Regions from separate parts of the Homo sapiens genome. Here region 2 is linked to region 1. The links are chromatin loops, found by intact Hi-C in ENCODE. Cell type or tissue: PC-3. All regions are shown on one strand.

Evidence for each region. A loop is a pair of places that touch in the nucleus more often than their neighbours do. Peaks named below come from ENCODE experiments on the same cell type or tissue, not always from the same donor. Only the 100,000 strongest peaks of a DNase experiment are listed, where the experiment ranks them.
Region 2: it touches region 1 in a loop (2.6-fold over the local background); 1 of 110 quality-filtered maps calls a loop at or near these places.

What each region holds. Positions count from the first base shown.
Region 1 is chr4:145,787,455-145,789,954 of GRCh38, reverse strand. The region is part of intron 8 of ZNF827 (zinc finger protein 827); the gene reads left to right. It also overlaps a transcript of C4orf51 not described here. Among named protein-coding and RNA genes, the nearest start is that of C4orf51, 110 kb to the right of the region's middle. In PC-3, no CTCF peak of the experiment used is centred here; a DNase peak (open chromatin) is centred at 1,014; H3K27ac peaks cover 1,414 bases.
Region 2 is chr4:145,867,735-145,870,234 of GRCh38, reverse strand. All of the region lies in intron 5 of ZNF827 (zinc finger protein 827), which reads left to right. Among named protein-coding and RNA genes, the nearest start is that of ZNF827, 70 kb to the left of the region's middle. In PC-3, a CTCF peak has its summit at 1,029; no DNase peak of the experiment used is centred here.

The DNA of each region.
Region 1 (2,500 bases):
TGTAAAGAAGAGGCCAAAGAGGAGTTGGGTAACAGAAAAGAGGCAGAGCCTCCAAATTCCACCATTCTCTCTCCAGGCAGGCCCTGGGGGAAGCATTTAGGTTGCCTCAATAAAGCTCTCTTTAGATTTATGTGATCATGGATGCTTCTTCTTTATGGTTGGTGAATTTACAGTGGAACAAATCGAGATTGTAACAGACAGAAGATCTGTCTCTGGTGAAATAAATTAGAACCATTAGATTTTCCTTTTTGGTCTTCTAGTATAATGTAATAAATGGTTGAGAGTATGGGCTTTGTAGTCAGACAGATTCGGGTTTGGGAAAGGCTATCACTTACCAGCTAGGTGACGTTGAGTTCAGCCACCCTGAGCCTGATACTGTTTTTGCTTTTGTTTTGTTGTGTTGTAAAATAAGAATGATAATAATAGTGTCTAATACATAGTGCTGCTATAAGGTTAAATATTAAATATGTGTGTAAAATGCATCATATAGTGACTAATGCAGTGGTCAGTCCTCCATAAATATAAGCTATTGTTTTAATTATGTACTGTCTCCTTAATATACTTTTAACAAACTCTGATATTGTTTTGCATAATGGAGATAAACTGCCAAAATTGGATGAAACTATTTATGCACTTTAAGTCTTTATCTGTTGGAATCATGTTCAGCTTAACCACAGAGACTTAACCAATTATGGATCTGTTTTTCCCCCATAATAAAGAATTCAGAAATAGGCAATGTAAGGCTAGTATAGCTGTTTGAGGAAAATATCGAGGACCCACCATTTAATTTTCTGCTCCTCCACCCTTATCAATGGCTTTCATCTTCGTGATTGAAAGAAAGCTGTGGTACCTTCAGACAGCCAAGAAGGAGGAGGCAGAGTGAAGGGCAAAAGTCTTTATAGGAACTACCACCTATATCTCATTGTCTAGAACTATGTTTCATGACCAGCCTCTAATAGCAGTGGAAGCTAGTAAGGAACGTATGTTTTTAACTGGGCACATTGCCACCTGGAAACAAAACAAAAACCCACATAGTTCTGTTAGACATTGAGTAAATAAACATCAGTTTCTGCCACAAAGCCAAACAAACAAAAAAGACATGATTTTCAGGCCTGATTACTTTTCTAACAAAGACTTATAAATGGCCTCAACATTGGGACATTCTGAGGGCCCATTGCTAAGACCTTAAATCTTACCATCATCATTAAGAAGAGAAGTGGTCACTGGTCTGTGTAATGGGCAAGATAATAACCAGGTCCTTTAGACATGATTCCTGAATCAATATTGTCAGTTTGCTTCCATGTTGTAATATAAAATTAGGTTGCTGTTCAGTACAACAGTCCTGATCTTGGTGATGTGATTATATCATTTATTCAATAAGGTTTTATAGAGGATCCCACTAATCTTGGAAGTACAAGTACAGGGAAAACATAGAAGCAACATCCAACTTTTCATACATGGATTTTGTAAAGGATTAAGTTATATAGTTTTCTTAAAATGATTATTGTTATAATGGCAGCCATCAATTGGCCTGGATTCTGGCAGTGACTATCTACATTTGGAGGCTTAGAGAAGGTCCCTATGGTGCTCAAGTTCTATGTGATCAGCCTCACTGGAATTAGGGGCACCTAGTACTAGCCATTTCTGTTACCCAAGGAATCAAGGTCCAGTTTTCTACTATTGATTTAATATGACCTGCATAAAGAACCAGATATAGAAACACAGTTCTTTACGATACAAATCAATCAGTAAGTATTTTTTAAGCTGTTACCTAGCACTAAGCAAAAAAAAATGGTTATCCAGTTTTCCTGGGATGATTTTTCAGAAGCAGCTGTTTACTAAGCAGTTAGCATTGATTTCATATGGCTTAGAGGAGCAGGCAGACTGTGGGTCTGTCTCTGCTCTCCCAGAGTCACTAGGCAGGTTACCTGGGGTCATTACTCAGTTTCTCTAGGCCTCAGTTTTCTTATATGTAAAACAGCAACTTTGAAAAAAATGATTGTTAAGATTCCTCCTTGATCTTGGGTTTGGGGCAGGATGGAGATTTAATTACTGTGGAAACGGTTACTTGACCCTGTGCAAGATGTGGGGTGCCCTGGGGTCTGAGAAGTCCTGGAGTGTCAGGCTTCATTTTTGCCCTCCTGAAAATGAAGGAGTTGGATTGGAAGTATCAGAGTCCTCTACTTGATCTAATGCTCTGTCAAACAGAGTTTGATAGAACTGTCACCTGAATTCTATCAGATGGGTTTAATTAATAAAAATTTTTGGAGACATGCTTGACAGGTTTCATATTCCCAGGGCCTGTGCATGGACCCCCTGAAAGTAGTAATGCAAAATTCTACTTTACTAAGTTTGTTAAGCATTGGAGGTTGAAATGAGCCCAAAGAAGATCAAGGCTGTTAACTCTTACATCTAAAAAGAATCTCCACCCAGTGTTTCTAACTGAGCACAGATTGACAAAAACTATTTCTTTTTTTTTTTTTTTTTTTTCCTGAGACGG
Region 2 (2,500 bases), 80 kb before region 1:
TATTCTAAAATATTCACATTCTGATAGTTTCACTTGCAGGCCAACTGGACTGCTTCCTGCATGGGTTATAATTAACCCAATGGCAGCAATATCGCATTATTGCTGTGAATTCAAAGAACGATCAGATTACTTGGCTTAAATTCCTGTGTTGTGTGTGAGTTTGTTTGTGTATATTAGCTGTGTACCTATCTTATTAAATACAACCTTTTCCTGACTATCACTGCAAATTGTTGGAAACCACTGCTGCTTTCTAAGGTGATATAGGCCATAATTTTAAATGGGTTCTAATGATGTTCAAAGGTCTTCTGCTAATTGATCAAAATATCTATTCTTTCCTAATAGAGGACCTGGCATTTTGTGTGTATTTATACTACACTCTTTAAGCACCATTACAAATATTTTTCTTAACTTCATAAGCATTTGAGATGGCACTTGAAGTAATTACCAATAGAGTGGCAATAAGAGATTTTATGGATAGAGAATTTTATAATGGAATATTACAATAATTAATCTGTTCTTAAGATTAATGAATCATTCTTTACTAGCATCTAAATGTAATCTCAGCGTATTAAATGTAGGGAAAATAGCTTATAATTTGAAATTCATATAGTTTGGATTTTTTTCCACGTCATCTCCTATCTGCCCTGTCCTCTCTGAAACAGGTAAAAACATAATGTCTTTTCAATTCAAAGATAGGACTTTCAGAACATGGAAAAAAAAGGTTATATCAATAATAATACTTGTCAAGTCATATCCCATCCTTAGTTCATTACCTCTTAAGCAGAATTTTTAGAAACTATATTTAAAATGCTAATATGAATCGAAAGCTGTTTTTAGTTTGAAACTTGCTGTGCTTGGAGAATGAAAGCAAGAAATGCATTAGAGAGACTCCTTTAAGACCTGTAATTTCATCAGCAGTTCTGACTGTGTTTCTGGTTGACTAGTGGGTTGGAAAGTAAGAAATTAACAGTGATTTACTTAGTCGTTATATCAGAACAGTTGAAATTCCTGTACTTACCAGTTGGTGGGGTTAAAAATTCTTTTCTTTGATGTTAATTCAAAGCACATTGGAAGTTCAAGGTAACATGATTTGTTATAAATAAAGCATAATGCAATCATTACATTCTTATCATAGCTCTGTCTTCCTAAACTTTGCAGAGATAGTGCAGTACCTCCTATGCAGATGAGATGTTAGTAAGATTGTACTATTTGCTATTATAAAAGCTGAATATTTTTATAAAGGATGTTCAAGTGAACACATTTTTTGTATATTTGAACTCTCCTTCCTATGTTAAATGATGCAGAGTAATCTATTTGTTGTTTTCTGATAAATTCAAAGAGGTCACATAGCTCTGATTCTTCCCCCATAGCATACACTTTCACATTCCAGTGACTTGAAGTCTTAACCAACAGTGACCCCTGTCTCCCTCCTTATGGTCAGATTCCAGTATATAATATTTCTAGTTCAGAGTTTGCTGTGCAGCAGGTGTTGTAAGCAGAAGAGACTTGGGTAGCACCAAAAGATAATATGCAAAAAATGAGATTTCAAGAGTGATGTTCTTTAAGGAAAAATATTTTATCTTAATCCTTTTGCATGATGAGATTTGAGACACAAGTGTGGAATCATTTTGTAGATAATAATGATATCCCCCAAACAGAATATGTCTAACAGCCATGAACAGTGAAAGATATTTGTGGACAGCAGTGGTCCTTCTAAATGTATATGTTGCCTTTGGTTGAGCACATGTGCTATGGGGTTCAGCAATAGTTGAATGGATGACGTCCTGTTTCCAAAGGGCATCTGCCCCTGCTTCGTGATGTGGAAATGAAAACTTGTTTGAAGACTGACAACAATTATTTTTGCCCTGAAAAAAAATCCTCAAATCCTCAGCATTCTGTGTGCAAAAGACTTAGGTCAAAGAGATATGCATCACAGCCCTGACCCTTAGATGCGGTGGTCTAGTCAGAAGTAATCCAGGGCAGTGGAATCCATTCATGTGATTTGCGCTTGGAACTTAGTACTGCCATACTCTAGTGGCCATGGTCAGGTAAACTGGGAAGAAGTTTTTTAGTCATAACAATAGGCATGTGACTTAAAAGCAAATATCATTTCATTCCTAAGCCACAAGGTAAAGAAGACTCACCCTTAATTAGGTTTAAAGTGGATATTAGAGTTTCTAATCACTGATAGAACAGTGCTCTTGCAAGAATGAAGATGTTAGGAAAAAACTTTGTGTGTTCTTTCCTCAAATTGTAATTTTAACAATTTCATAGTTCATGCCCTAAAAGACATCCAAGTAAAGGACTTGTGTCTTCAGATACCCTTTGCCATGATCACTTCTGTTGCTCTATAGACAAGAGTAATAATTCATTTCCCAAAACGTCTGTGTAGTTGGACAGGGCTACACCACCAGTTTGCCTTGGCTGATACCCCCAAAGCTTTGTTGTAGCTGTTCTTGTGAACAGGAGTTCCTATTGCTTCCTGCCTTGCTTGTTTTCA